2 separate regions of the Homo sapiens genome follow, and region 1 is linked to region 2. Evidence: read pairs that join two places in POLR2A ChIA-PET (ENCODE). Cell type or tissue: Caco-2. All regions are shown on one strand.

Region 1 (8,000 bases), 160 kb before region 2:
GGCCTTGGGTTTTACCAATGGCTACAGCGGGTGGTTTAATTAATAAATGTCCACTGCTTGTCATTTATCATTAGCAAAACAGGAGGGGTTGGAGGTGGGGGCAGCCAAGAGGGCAGGGAAGCTTTCTCCAAACAAGGTGCACCGATAAATTAAAGCTTTATCCATCAGTCTCACAGGCTGGCTGCTGTTGTACAGCCCCACGTTACTTTCCTCTGGTTCAGAGGCCAATCTCATGTTTCTGAAGGGCTTTGCAGCAGCTGTAGGGGGTTTCATCTATGACTGTGTTTCCCTTGTCAAATCTCAGCAAAGGACTGTGTTGCATGGTATGGAGGAGAGAGAGCAGCATGTGCCCAGGGGACTGGTTCCCATCGGGGTCTCAAACTGAAACTCTATGGTGGATCCAGCCTGAGGCTAGATTTTTGTTTGGCTACAATGGCATTTGACAAATTGGAAATTTTTACATAAAAATTCAAGTTTCTGGCTTCTATTGAAAAAGCAAGGCGAGGCAAAACCAAACCCTCTTTTTCAGTATGGCAACAAGCAGCTGATGGCCAGCTTAGGCAGGCAGGGCAGCCATGTGAGGTTGTGTGAGTTGTGCACTGCACAAAAGCACCTAGCAGAAGGTGCAAATGGAGGCTGAATCCAGGCCAGGCTGTCTTTCCAGCAGAAGCCCTGTAGGCAGGATGCAGGCCTTCCACTTCCCCACCACCGCTGACAATCCCTGCTACTTTACTCACCTACTCCATTCATTTACGTTACCTATCTGAGCTTGGTAAGCACTTGGTGTTTTCATTCCTAGTATACAATCAGGGCACTATTTCGTCTTCTCTATGTGAGAAATGCCTCTTCAACCTTCAAGGCTCAGCTCAACTCATAGAAGCTCCCTGGTGGTACCCTCCTCTGTATTTTCTCAACAGCAACCCACACTGCTATTATAGCACTCGGCACACCCTTGTGCTCTAATTTGTTAGCGGATCCTGTTTCCTGCAGACTTTGAGCCCCTTGAAGATAGATCCTACCATTTCTACTTTTCCTCTGCCTGGCACATAATGGGCACTAAATCAGTAGGGCTGAATGAATGGGTTTATGGCCAAGTGTGCCCCAGGCAAGGGAGGCCTCCAAGAGGCTGCCTAAAATCCTAAGCCAGGAAGGTCAGGAAAGGGTGATAAAAGGTTTTAACTTTGGGGTTTTGAAAGACCCTAGACTCCTAGGTTTCTTCTCTTGGACACTCTATGGGGCACTTAAAATCCTGAGTCATGCTGATTTTGGGATTTCCTCTGACCAGAAAGCTGAGTGTTTAAGACTTTTCACATTCGCTTGTTTTGTTGCAAGGAGCTAGTAAGAGCTCAGCCTGGCCTCTCCCAAAACCACTCATAAAGGAGCAGCAGACATGGTGCAGCCAACAGAGACTTCAGGGAACAAGGATGGCTGTGACTTGTGCAGAGCAATTCTGGGATCCTGGAACCTGAAATACATCTCCTCCCCAGAAATTTAGCCTGAAATTTCTTTAACCAAGATCAAAAGGTGAACCTTGCTTCTAATAATCACAGAGGACTGAATGTGTTCTGCGAAGGAGAGCCACACTGGTCTAAATTATTTCCAACTAACGTGTAAATGACTGATAGAGGTTTTTGGTTTTTTTGTTTTGTTTTTGTTGATTTTTTTTTTTTCCTAAATGCTAGTTTGGTGAGAAGGTAAAAAGAGTTATAAAAGTGCAACACCAAGGCGGGTGGATCGCGAGGTCAGGAGTTCGATACCAGCCTGGCCAACATGGTGAAACCCCATCTCTACTAAAAGTACAAAGAATTAGCTGGGCGTGGAGGCGCGCCCCCGTAATCCCAGCTCCTCGGAGGCTGAAGCAGGAGAATCGCTTGAACCCGGGAGGCGGAGGTTGCAGCGAGCCGAGATCGCGCCATTGCACTCCAGCCTGGGTGACAGAGCGAGACTCCGTCTCAAAAAAAAAAAAAAAAAAAAAAAAAAAAAAAAAAGCAACAAGCCCTCTCGCCTAGTCTCTCCTTTGTCGTCCAGACCCTCGCGGCCGCGGGCGTTCGTGGTTCGTCCCCTCCGCCCCCTCCGTCCCCTCCGCCCTTTCCGCCGCGCTGACTCGCCGCTTCCTCCTGGGCTCCATCGCCCCAAACCCGGGACTGCACTTCCCGGCAGACGCCGCGGCCAATGAGGGAGGGGCTGAGGATTTGGCGGCGGCGGCGCCCCGAGAGTCGGGGTGACGGGGCTTTGTGCGCTGAGGCGGAGGCTGCCAGCACGGAGGCGGAGGCCCAGGGGCTGTGCACAGGTCACCGCGGAGAGACGTGCGATTTCCCAGCCGAGCGCCGAGGACCCTGCTGCCCAGGCCAGGCTGCCAGCCGTAGGCTCCTCTCTGGCGGCAGCGGGGGCGCGGCGACACCCGTCTCTCGGCCTCCCCTTCCCACCCCACCTCCGGAGCCTTCCTCCTGCCGCAGCACGCCTGGCCTGGTCCGGCTGTGGCCCTCCTCGATCTCCGTGTCCCTCCTGTGATCGCATTGAGACGGCCGGGCGGTTAGAACGGGACAAACTGAAGGCCCGATGAGAGAAAGGGAAAGTTAAGAATGCTGGAGCAGAACAATGGATTTCTCTTTCTCTTTCATGCAAGGGATCACGGGAAACACAGTTCAACAACCACCTCAACTCACTGACTCCGCCAGCATCCGTCAGGAGGATGCCTTTGATAACAAAATTGACATTGCTGAAGATGGTGGCCAGACACCATACGAAGCTACCTTGCAGCAAAGCTTTCAATACTCACCTACAACAGATCTTCCTCCACTCACAAATGGCTACCTGCCATCAATCAGCATGTATGAAATTCAAACCAAATACCAGTCGCATAATCAATATCCTAATGGGTCAGCCAATGACTTTGGCGCAGCTAGAAACTTTAGCCCCACTGACTATTACCATTCAGAAATTCTAAACAGAAGACCACATTAAATTCTAGAAAACCCTTCCCCTCCACAGCCACCACTTCGGTACCACAAACTGTGATTCCAAAGAAGAGTGGCTCACCTGAAGTTAAACTAAAAATAACCAAAACTATCCAGAATGGCAGGGAATTGTTCAAGTCTTCCCTTTGTGGAGACCTTTTAAATGAAGTACAGGCAAGTGAGCACACGAAGTCAAAGCATGAAAGCAGAAAAGAAAAGAGGAAAAAACCCAAAAAGCATGACTCATCAAGATCTGAAGAGCGCAAGTCACACAAAATCCCCAAATTAGAACCAGAGGAACAAAATAGACCAAATGAGAGGGTTCACACCATATCAGAAAAACCAAGGGAAGATCCAGTACTAAAAGAGGAAGCCCCAGTTCAGCCAATACTATCTTCTGTTCCAACAACAGAAGTGTCCACTGGTGTTAAGTTTCAAGTTGGTGATCTTGTGTGGTCCAAGGTGGGAACCTATCCGTGCTGGCCTTGTATGGATTGAAGTGATCCCCAGCTGGAGGTTCATACCAAAATTAACACAGGAGGTGCCCGAAAATATCATGTCCAGTGTTTTAGCAAACAGCCAGAGAGGGTGTGGGTTCATGAAAAATGGGTACAGGAGTATAAAGGTCATAAGCGGTATGAAGAATTACTGGCTGAGGCAACCAAACAAGCCAGCAATCACTCTGAGAAACAAAAGATTTGGAAACCCTGACCTCAGAGAGAACATGCTCAATGGGATTTTGGCATTGCCCATGCAGAGAAAGCATTGAAAATGACTTGAGAAGAAAGAATAGAACAGTATACTTTTATCTATATTGATTAACAGCCTGAAGAGGGTTTATCCCAAGCAAAAAAGAATGTTGGGGCCGGGCGCGGTGGCTCACGTCTGTAATCCCAGCACTTTGGGAGGCCCAGGCGGGCGGATCACAAGGTCAGGAGATTGAGACCATCCTGGCTAACACGGTGAAACCCCGTCTCTACTAAAAAAATACAAAAAAATTAGCCGGGCATGGTGGTGGGCGCCTGTAATCCCAGGTACTTGGGAGGCTGAGGCAGGAGAATGGCATGAACCGGAGATCGCACCACTGCATTCCAGCCTGGGCGACAGAGCGAGACTCCATCTAAAAAAAAAAAAAAAAAGAATGTTGTCTCCAAAGCCGAAGTTAAAAAAACCTGATGACCAAGATCTGTGCTTTAAACTCAGCCAGAACAGATCAATGCAGGGGAGGTGGCCTCCTCACTCTCAAGTACTGACATTTGGAGACACAGCCCGAGGCAGCACACAAGCGCGGACGAGGAAGAGCCACCTCCTGTTAAAATAGCCTGGAAAACTGTGGCAGCAAGGAAATCCTACCAGCTTCCATTACAATGCACAAAGGGAGCCTGGATTTGCAGAAGTGTAACATGTCTCCAGCTGTGAAAATTGAAGAAGTGTTTGCTCTTCAGAATGCTACAGAGGATGGGAAATTAATTTGTTTATTCAACAAAGGGAATTGGTAACAAAACAGAAATAAGTGTCAGGGGGCAAGACAGGCTTATAATTTCTAAACCAAACCAGAGAAATGAAAAGCCAATGCAGAATATATCATCTCTTGAAGCAACATCTGGTTCTACAGGCTCAGTAGAAAAGAAGCAACAGAGAAGATCAATTAGAACTTGTTCTGAATCAGAGAAGTCCACTGAGGTTGTGCCAAAGAAGAAGATAAAAAAGGAGCAGGTTGAAATAGTTCCTCAGGCTACAGTGAAGACTGGATTACAGAAAGGGTCGGCGGACTGGGGAGTGCAGGGCTCTGTCAGATTCAGTGACAGCTCCATCTCCACAGCGATTGAGGAAACTGTAGACTGAGATTCCTGTACAATTTCATCCCAGAAAATCCAGACTTGTAGTCTCCATGCAAGATTTCTTTTTCTGTCGGCAGCTTGATAAACAGTTTATTTGTTTTAGATTTTGATTTTGCCAGTCATCATTATTGGCATTTTCCTGCCTGGTTTCTTCTTGAAGACTCTGAACGATTGCTTTAACATTCAAATGATTTTTTTTTTTTTCAGTTTGAGCTGGATGGGTACAGCTTAAATCATGGGTCCAGCCTAAAAACCACCATTTAACTTACACTGATCAGTTTCAACACGACATGGAATGGACTGTTTTTGGTTTTTTGTTTTTATTTTTTATTTATTTGTGGTGTTTTTTTGTTTGAGATGGAGTCTCGCTCTGTCACCCAGGCTGGAGTGCAGTGGCCCAATCTCGGCTCACTGCAACCTCTGCCTCCCGGGTTCAAGTGATTCTCCTGCCTCAGCCTCCTGAGTAGCTGGAATTACAGGCATGTGCCACGCCCGGCTGATTTTTTTTTTTTTTTTTTTTTGTATTTTTAGTACAGACTGGGTTTCACCATGTTGGTCTGGATGGTCTTGATCTCCTGACCTTGTGATCCGCCCACCTCAGCCTCCCAAAGTGCTGGGATTACAGGCATAAGCCACCGCGCCTGGCCAAGTTTTTTGTTTTTAAATAAAGCATCATTAATGCACCTCTGACAAAAATAAATAAATAAATAAAGCAGCAAATTCTGAAAGGGAGCCCCGCAATGGGGAAAGAGGTGCCCAAAGGGAAGTGTGGAGTTTAGGAAAGACCAAAGTTAGCTCAGGATTTCCCCTGGAGCCTGGGAGCGGGGGAATTGTATTGAGATAAAGGAGCACCAGGCCCATCTGTCTGGAGCTGACACGGAGACCTCTGAGTAATGATTTCAAGGAGGAAGAGCAGGCAAGACCCACTGAGGGTACCAGAAACAGCAAAATTGGGTGGGTAGATACACCGTCTACCTGGACTGGAGTAGAAAAAGGGAGGATAAAGAAGACAGTATTCACCCCACACACATTTGCTGTGGACTTACTATGTGCAGGGGGCCATGCCCAGTACTGAGTTCAGTCTCCTGTTGGAAAAGTTTCATCAGAGCCTGACGGAGAGCAGATTTCCACAAGCCCATCAATAACACTTAATGTGCAGTGCATTTTGGGCTCAAACCCTGAAGGTGCCTCGAAAAGGCTTGTAAGCTGGGGGTACAGTCCCCTGCCTGAGGAAGGATACCACAGGCTGGGCATAGCTCCATTGGCCCTTCTCAGGGTGGCTTTCCAGACCCCATTATTTTAAATTGCAACGCCTAGCACTTCTGATCCCTTGTCCTATTTTTCTGAGCATCACTTACCCCTTTCTGACATATGTTTTATTTATCTATGTGTTTATTGTCTGTTTTCCCCAGTAGAATGCTTCTCCATAAGAGCAAGGGTTCTTTTTTTTTTTTTTTTTTCAAGGCAGAGTCTTGCTCTGTTGCCCAGGCTGGAGTGAAGTGGTGCGATCTCAGCTCACTGCCAGCTCCGCCTCCCAGGTTCAGTGTCCCGAGTAGCTGGGACTACAGGCGCCCACCACCACACCCGGCTAATTTTTTGTTTTCGTGTTTTTAGTAGAGATGGGTTTTCACCATGTTAGCTAGGATGGTCTCTATCTCCTGACCTCATGATCCGCCCACCTCGGCCTCCCAAAGTGCTGAGAATACTAGGTGTGAGCCACCACGCCCGGCCAGGTTCCTCTAAATCAACTTAATTGAGGGATCATTTACATATAATAAACTGTATCCATTTACCATTTAAAGTGTATAATTCTGAACTGTGGGATGTATGCGGATATATATACCTGTACAGCCACCACCACTACCACGATACTGAACATTTTCCACTACCCCCAAAGTTGCAGTCATCCCCATTTCTCCCATTTCCTACCCCACACTCACCCCAGGCAGCCACGGATCTGCTTCTTGTCACCATAGGCTAGAATTAACAGCAGGGATTTTTATCTGTTTTATTTCTCTGTCCCCAACACATCAGATGATGCCTGGCATATAATTGGCACTCAATACATCCTTGGTGAAAGACTGAATTAATGGATGGGAAATCAGATGATTAAGATCTGTCTTCGGGGCCGGGCGTGGTGGCTCACGCCTATAATCCCAGCACTTTGGGAGGCCGAGACAGACAGATCACCTAAGGTCGGGAGTTCAAGACCAGCCTGACCAACACAGAGAAACCCCGTCTCTACTAAAAATACAAAAGTAGCCAGGCATGGTGGCGCATGCCTGTAATCCCAGTTACTCGGGAGGCTGAGGCAGGAGAATCGCTTGAACCCAAGAGGCAGAGGCTGTGGTGAGCCAAGATCGTGCCATTGCACTCCAGCCTGGGCAACAAGAGCAAAATTCTGTCTCAAAAAAAAAAAAAAGATCTGTCTTCGGGCAGCTCAGAGCCCAGTGGAAGAGACAGGTGAAAACAATAGTTACAACCTCCACAGATCCTCTGCAGGAAGTGAGAGAGTGAGGATGCACATGATGGAACTGCAGAGTTTGAGTTCTTTGGCATCAGAGGGATTTGAGCTGAAGGACCAGCTCCACTTCTCACTACTTTACAATCTCACGTGAGCCCCTACATTCCTCTGAGTCTCTTTTCTCTTTTGTAAATCTTGTATAAGAGCAGTACCCACCAGAGAGTGCTGTTAAAGGATGTAATGGGATAACGCTTGCCAAAGGCATAGCACAGCACCTGGCACACAATCCATGCTCAACAAACCTTACCTACTGATATTCTTGGCCATTCGAAGAACATGGGGCTGGGCATGGTGGCTCATGCCTGTAATGCCAGCACTTTGGGAGGCCGAAGCGGGCAGATCTCCTGAGGTCAGGAGTTTGAGATAGCCTGGCCAACATGGTGAAATCCTATCTCTTCTAAAAATACAAAAATTAGCTAGGCGTGGTGGCAAGCACCTGTAATCCCAGCCATTTGGGAGGCTGAGGCAGGAGAATCGCTTGAACCAGGGAGGCAGAGATTGCAGTGAGCCCAGATCGCACCATTGCACTCCATCCTGGACTACATGAGCGAAACTCCATCTCAAAAAAAAAAAAAGGAAAAAAAAAAAAAGAACATGGTTGAAGACCAGCTCTATAATATGAGTAAGATCAGACTCTTGATTTTGTGAAGGCAAAGCCAGGGAAGAGAGGCAGAAGCT
Region 2 (8,000 bases):
TCTCAACAAAAAATTAAAAAATTATCCAGGTGTGATGGCATGTGCCTGTAGCCCTAGCTACTTGGGAAGCTGAGGCAGGAGGATCACTTGAGCCCAAGAGTTCCAGCCAGCAGTGAGCATGATGGTGCCACTGTGCTCTAGTCTGGGCAACAGAGTGAGGCCCTGTCTCTCTCTTTTTTTTTTCTTTGAGACGGAGTCTCGCTCTGTCACCCAGGCTGGAGTGCAGTGGTGCGATCTCAGCTCACCGCAACCTCTGCCTCCCGGGTTCAAGCTATTCTCCTCCCTCAGCCTCCCAAGTAACTGACACTATAGGCCTGTGCCACCACACCTGGCTAATTTTTGTATTTTCAGTAGAGATGGATTTTCACCATGTTGGCCAGGCTGGTCTCAAACTCCTTACCTCAAGTGATCTGCCCACCTTGGCCTCCCAAAGTGTTCGGATTACAGACGTGAGCCACCATACCCGGCTGACCCTATTTCTAAAAAAATAAATAAATAAACAAATATTGGGTACTGGGCTTAGTACCTAGGTGATGAAATAATCTGTACAACAAAACCCCGTGACACAAGTTTACCTATATAACAAACCTGCACATGTACCCCTGAACCTAAAAGTTAAAAAAAGGAATAATACTTTGTGACATATGAAAATTACATGAAATTCAAATGTCCGTGTCCATAAATAAAATTTTGTTGGAACACAGTCATGCTCATTCATTTACATCTATGGCTGCTTCCAGAGTAGGTATGACAGAGACCTTATGGCCCTCAAAGGCTAAAATATTTACCACCTGACCTTCTATAGAAAAAGGTGGCTGGGCCGGGCACAGTGGGTCGTGCCTGTAATCCCAGCACTTTAGGAGGCTAAGGCGGGTGGATCACCTGAGGTTAGGAGTTCAAGACCAGCCTGGCCAACATAGTGAAACCCTATCTCCACTAAAAGTACAAAAATTAGCTGGGCGCAGTGGCGGGCACCTGTAATCCCAGCTACTCCGAAGGCTGAGGCAGGAGAATCACTTGAACCCAGGAGGCGGAGGTTGCAGTGAGCCAAGATCGCACCATTGGACTCCAGCCTGGGTGACAGGAGCGAAACTCTGTCTCAAAAAAGAAAAGAGAAGAAAAAGGTGGCTGACCCCTTCTCTAAACTGTGTTCTAACTCCCCTCTCACTCTAGACATTCTTTTTATCATCCCCATGGCCCAGATGCAGAGAGGTTAGATCACCTGCCAGGGAAACCCATCTTGGGGTGGTAGCAGGCGGGCTGGCTCCAGTTCACTCCCTCCAGGAAACACCCTATGTGAGGCTCTCTGAGGTGGTAGACATGGCATTGCTTTGCAAACTGCAGAGAAGTTTACAAATGCTAGATCTGTACCTCCCTTTCCTCCTGGTAGGCATCAGTGACTGAATCTACACTCACTCCCCAGATCAAAATGCCCCAACACCCTACACATACCACACCCAGCCCAAAGACCTCCTGATATGATTAATTAGCACTTTTTCTACAAGCTTCTACTTCGGAAGGAGAGGGTTGAGTCTACCATACTCTCCGTTCATGGCCTGTTGTCATAACTGGTCTGTGTAGTGCCCTGCTCTTGGTTTCATTCATTCATACATTCCCTTTTTTTTTTTTTTTTTTTTTGAGACAGGGTCTTCTCTGTCACCCAGGCTGGAGTGAACTGGTGAGATCAGAGTTCACTGCAGCCTTGACCTCATGGGCTCAAGCAATCCTCTCACCTCAGCCTCCTAACTTGCTGGGACTACAAGGACATGCCACTGTAATTTTTTTCATTTTTTTGTAGAGATGGGGTCTCACTGTGTTGTCCAGGCTGGTCTTGAACTCCTGGGCTCAAGCGATCACCCCACCTCAGCATCCCAAAGTGCTGGGATTATAGGCATGAGCCACTGCACCCAATCTGTTTGCTGAGTTCTTTCAGGATGGGTAGTTATTTCGTAGGCATGGGGTTTATTTACATAAATAGCATTGTGTTATATATTTTGTTTCCTACAATTTTTTTCCTCTACAACATTTGTTTGCTCTTTCCTTTCCTGTTGAGGTATAACATATATACGGTAAAGTGAGTAATGTGCACTGATCTGAAATATGAAACTCGATTTTTAGCCTACATATACATCTGTGTAATCATCACCGAGATCAAAATATAGAACATTTCCAGTACCCCAGCCAAGTTTCCCTTGTGTCCCTTCACAGTCAATAAACTGCCCCCTTCCCTGCCTGAGGTACCCACTCTTCCAGCTCCCATCTCCACCCATTCATTGAATTTTTTCTTGAACTTCCTCTGCATGGAATCGTACCTGTCTTTCATGTCTTGCTTCTTTTGCTCAACTTGTCTGGGAGACTCCCCTATGTCGTTGCGGGTAGAGAGAATTTGTATTTTTTGCTGTTGCGGAGCACTACGTTTTTGAGATCTATCGCGGGGCTCTGTGTACAGGCGTCAGTGCTTCTTGCTGCTACCTGGCGCCCCTTGGTGCTTCCACCCACTTGACCTTTCCACTCTCCCAGTGAGGGACACCCAGGGTGCCTCCTATGAGGCTGCTCTGATCATCCTCATCCACATCTCCTTATGGAGCCGTGTGAACATTTCACTGGATGAATACCTAGGAAAAGAATCTTTTGGGCACAGGGAATTGACTGCCCCAGCAACTGACAAACTGCTGAAATTGACTAGCTCTTTTCCATGTCTACCAAGGCAGGAGCAGGGAGAAGGGAAGAAGAGCTGCTGCTTTGGTGATCCTCCTCTGACCCCACTCTCCCCTCCCCCTTGCCCTCCAGGAAAACCTTTCAGCTCCCCCACCTCTTCTTCTTGCAGGACCCAACTAAGCGCTTTGCTTCCTGAATGTCGCTGCCTCCGCAGCAGCCCGCACCATCCTGCTGCATTATAACAGGACGATAATCAATGAACTGCTAACTCTATTGCAATAAAGGAGCGAGCCCAACCTTATATAATTCTTTTTAATTGTTTTCTCACATTACAAGGTTTTTTTTTTTTTTTGGCTAAACTTATTCCGCCGTAAGTTATGTCGTTTAATTTCTCAAAGTGCTAATAATTTAATTGCTTCCTTCCTGCAGACAAAGTGCCTGAACTGTCCTCCCTCCCCGGCACGGAGATTATAAAACGGAGTTGGCAGGAATACCTAAGAGGAGAGTCTTTTTGGCGGCAGGATTTGATGGGAAGCAGCTTTCTCAGAAGTCAGTGTGTGAGGCTGGGAACCTGGCTTGGGACTTCAAAGGGGCATGGGGCCCAGCCAAGCCTGCCTAACTCGAGAGGGTTTATGATAATCACAGGGGAGGGGAAAGGGAAGAGCTGAGATTAGAGAGGCTGGACGAGGGTGGGGAACACTAAACATGGAGCTTCCCGTCCTGAAAGGCTGTCAGGGAAGCTGGGCTCCATCTGCAGCAGAGGGATTTAGATCAGACTGGTAGGCGGAGTGGGGGCATTCCTGAGAGTCAGGACTTCGAGATGCTGACTGGACCCGGGACAGGGTGGGGAGGTAACATCTGATAACAGGAACTAGCCTTTATTGATCCCTTACTGAAAGCCTGAGCTTCCCTAGAGCATCTCAATTTACCTGCACACCCAGGTCTCTGAGGCAGGTACTACTAGTATTGCCGTTTTACAGATGAGGAAACTGAGGCATAGAAAGGTTCCAGGCCCCATAGCTTGTTGGTGAATGATGAGTTGAGTGATGGCATCACATCTTATGTGGCAAAAGGGGGACAGGATCAGGGATGAGCGACTCTTGAAGATTCCAAGGCAGTGACCTCCTTCCTCTTGCCTAGGGTCTGATTCAGTCAGAATTGCTTTAACCTACCCATGCTCCGCCACCCTGCCCCCGACCCCAGTGACTCCCATGATCTATAGGATATAATACAAGCTCCTAAACAAGGTCTTCAAAATGCTCACACTCCCTAGCCTGAGGGTAGGAATTTTGAGGACTACCCCCAAATTTGTCTCTCCCCTAGGATTTCCTTTCTGGCTCCTACACCTTGGCAAATGCTGCTTCTTTAAACCTGGAACCTTCTCCCCTCTCCTAGGAAGAAATTTCATTCATCCCATGAGGACTGGCTCAAATGCTGCCTCCCCACTTCCCCAAGCAGAGCCCCTCTCTCAAATCCCTGGGACACTCAGAGCACACCTCTGCTGGAGAGAGATCTGATTTGCAGGGTTGCTGGCCTGAGCTTACTCATTGACTCCCCTTGCTATTCACTAGCTCTGTGACTTTGGGAAACTTTCTTTTCTTTCTTTTTTTTTTTTTTTTTTTTGAGAAGGAGTTTCGCTCTTGTTGCCCAGGCTGAAGTGCAATGGTGCCATCTCAGCTCACCACAACCTCCGCCTCCCAGGTTCAAGCGATTCTTCTGCCTCAGCCTCCCGAGTAGCTGGGACTATAAGCATGCGCCACCACGCCTGGCGAATTTTGTATTTTTAGTAGAGACAGGGTTTCTCCATGTTGGCCAGGATGGTCTCGAACTCCTGACCTCAGTTTATTCACCCACCTCGGCCTCCCAAAGTGCTGGGATTACAGGCGTGAGCCACTGCGCCCAGACACTTAGAAACTTTCTAACAGAGAAGTTAGAAAGAAACTTCTCTACGCTGTACACATATATGATGTGGAATAAATGAGTAGCACATGCAAAACATTTAGCCTGGCACATGATGAACGATGAAAGATTTGCTGTTGTTCTTGACTGTCGTTGACCCTGTATTCTCATCTCCTAACACAGTGCCTGGCATGTAGCAATTGCTCAATAAATGAATAAAATGGAAATAATTACTAACTACCTCCTCCCTCTACCCCAGCCCCAGGAATATTCCTGTTTGGAACCCTAGTTGAAACCCCAGGTATAACACCTATTTGCAGTTTCCATTACCCTGGTATTTCCACTGGAAGGCAGGGGCCCAAGGGTTCTGTCTAAATTAAGGCCCTATCCTCCTCCTCACCTGACCCCAAAGGTTCGGCCACAGAGGGCATCTTGAATCAACAGCCACTAGGCATAGAGAAGCCAGAGCTTCACCACCAGCAATCCCTTTCTTTCTTAACTTCCTTTCTCTGACTTTAGCTGTCATCTCTGTTATCAGGAACTAGGATTCCTCAACTGAGCCTCTGCCTCCTTGCCCTGCGCCTCTGGACATGGGTGTCTGGGTCAGACCTCAGGTCTCCTGTTTTCAGTCCATTGAATCTACTGATACACTAGACAGAAGTTCACAGGCATTCAAGCTCCAACTGCCATTCTTGGCTGTGTGAGTCAGGCAAGTCACTTAACCTTTCTGAGCCTCCAGGTTTTGGTACAATAATATAGAGGGCTGGGTGAGACTCCATGGTGCAAAGCTGCACAGAGACGATTCTGTTGGGCTCCCTTCCCTGTAGCAGCGGCCTGCCCTGGGAGAGGGAATAGAGCAGGGTCAAAGCTGAATGACTTGAGGTCTCCAGAGTTTGAGATCCTGAGGGGACCAGCGAAGAGGGGTGGGCTACAGAGCCCTGGAGAAGTGAGTGACTTGGAGGCATGAGCAGACACCCTCCTACCATGGGACAAGCAGGGCACTAGGAGTGTGACTCAAAGCTGCCGTGGTTCTCCCTCACATGCAGTTGCTGAAATTGGGTTGGGCAAAAAGAACAACTCACTCCCCCAGCCCTGTCTGAGCAGAGAAAGTAAGCTTTGTAACTCCCAGAGGGGGGCCAGCAGGACCCAAGGTCACAAATGCCCCCTTCCTCTACCCCCAGGAGACCCACATATACCAGTGATCCCTCTGCACGAGGTCATGGTTCTGAAGTCTCCATCCTCAGTAGAGAGCAGCAGAGACCAAGTGAGGGTCTAGCACCTAGAATGATGGAACTTCCAGGACAAGCCAGCACTAAGCAGGGCAGGAACTCAGAGCCTCTGTGGGCTAGAACGGGAACACCTCCAGGAGTGGCTTCCTCTGCCCTCCTGTTGATATGTACCTATCCTGGGTTGCCTTTAGTGCTTAAACCTCAGTTATGAAAAATGTTATTATTATAACAGCACAGTGCCACCTCCCACCCACCTCCCCGACTAAACAGGAAGTGTCTGGCAGGTAGAGGCCTGTTTTGCACCCCTGTGGACAAACCCCTTCCCCCAGCACCCACTCACTCATTCCTTCACTCACAAACATTTATTAAGCACTGATGTAGTTGCCAGGAGGCCTAAGGCTTATCCTTTAGGGATGTCAGCTGCTAAATCTCCAGAACTTTGGCCTCCCAGGTTCCCAAAGGTAAAATTTCCTCCACTCCATCCCAGAAGGGAGGATGGGGTCCAGCTAGGACCTCTAAGGAGAAGCCACCAGCTTCATGCTTGCAAAGGAAAACCACTTCCCCCTTTTTCTTTCCTCAGTTCCAGGGGTGTGATGGCCCCATGGAAAATTCACAGGCAGGTCTTGGAATCTCTACCAGGGAGATAGCCCAGGCTCCACTCAGGGAAAGCCTTGCCACCGAGACCAGGCCTGCATCCAGGAAAACGTGTCCAAGGCCACTGATGTACAAAAGCTTAGGCAACCAGACACTCTGACCTACCAGGGCCTCTCACGCTAGCCTGGAATTACTCTCAGCTTCGTGGCCAGCCGGCAAAGACATCAGGCCTGGGGCCACAGAGCCAAGATTCCAAAGAGAAAATTCCAAGGCAAATATCTCAAGGGTTTCCAAGGACTATCTCCCCACTTCCCAAAACTCCCTTCCACCGCACCCTAGAGTCTTCCCCCTCCCCTAATTTAACCTTGTGCTTCCCAGACTCCTGCCCTTGGTCCTGATATTCCCTAAGCCCGGAATATCCTCCCTCTAGCCCCACACCCAAATCCTACCCACCTCAATGCTAGCTCCAATGCCACCTCCTCCAAGAAGTCTTCTCTGATCCTCTCAGTGAGGAGGGTCTCTATCTCTCCTTTAAATACCAAAGTCCAGGCCTCTTCTGTGGCTGTGGACAGGTATTTGGCTTCTGAAAGCAAACAAGCCTGGGTTCACAGGCTAGCTCTACCCCTTCCCAGCAGGGCAACCTTAGGCAAGTTCCCTTCCTGCTTCCTGCTGGGCTGCCCTTGCCCCTGCCTTGCCCAGAGACACTTGACCACCTCCCTTGGGCTGCCCAACCTTCAACGTGGATTCCTAGTATTTGTGAATTAGGTTCTCTGCCTGCGAACTTTTTCTGTTCAGGGCCAGAGAGTAAATATTTTAGGCTTTTCAAGCCATACTGTGGCTCTTGCAAATATTAAACTGTCCTGTTGTAACACAAAGCAACCTAAAATAGTAAGTAAGCATGGCTGTGTCCTAATAAAACTATCTCTGCACACTAAAATTTGAATTTGTCGGCCAGGAGCAGTGGCTCATTCCTGTGATCCTAGCACTTTGGGAAGCCAAGGCAGGCGGATTGCCTGAACACGAGTTGGAGACCAGCCTGGGTAATGTGGCAAAACCCCATCTCTACTAAAAATACAAAAAATTAGCCAGGCGTGGTGGCATGCACCTGTAGTCCCAGCTTCTCAGGAGACTGAGGCATAAGAATCGCTTGAACCCGGGAGGCAGAGGTTGTAGTGAGCTGAGATCACGCCAATGCACTCCAGCCTGGGTGACAGAGTGAAACTCCAAAAAGAAAAAAAAATGAATTTCTCATATATTCACATGTCAAAAAATATTGTGTTTAAAAAATGTTTTTTCAGTCATTGAAAAAAAGCACTTTGTAGCTTACAGGCCATACATGTCCTTCCATATCTCTCCTGAGAGCACTCCTTGGCTGTGAACTCAGTTCCAGAGGCTGAACAAAGCTACTCCCTCTGATTCAGCTTCAGCAGGGAGTTTGCAAAGCCCTGACTGTTCCAGGGGCAGGCTTGGGTGCCACAGGGAGCACAGAAGTGAGGCACCCAGCCTGCTCTCTAGGAACTTCTAATCCAGTGGGGAGACTCAAGCCAGATCCACAGTGGGGAGACTCAAGCCAGATCCACAGAGGATTTCATAGTAACACAAGGTTGGGGAAGATGAGCA

Evidence for each region. Peaks named below come from ENCODE experiments on the same cell type or tissue, not always from the same donor. Only the 100,000 strongest peaks of a DNase experiment are listed, where the experiment ranks them.
Region 1: POLR2A ChIA-PET joins it to region 2 with 11 read pairs; 8 of 35 experiments call an interaction of 5 or more read pairs at or near these places.

Annotation. Positions count from the first base shown.
Region 1 is chr17:43,715,035-43,723,034 of GRCh38, reverse strand. It overlaps the pseudogene WHSC1L2P. Among named protein-coding and RNA genes, the nearest start is that of SOST, 40 kb to the left of the region's middle. RefSeq lists silencers at 2,012-2,071, 2,222-2,331, 2,362-2,431 and an enhancer at 3,871-4,475. In Caco-2, no CTCF peak of the experiment used is centred here; DNase peaks (open chromatin) are centred at 2,224 and 4,209; H3K4me3 peaks cover 985 bases.
Region 2 is chr17:43,558,245-43,566,244 of GRCh38, reverse strand. No RefSeq gene overlaps it. Among named protein-coding and RNA genes, the nearest start is that of ETV4, 16 kb to the right of the region's middle. In Caco-2, no CTCF peak of the experiment used is centred here; a DNase peak (open chromatin) is centred at 3,348.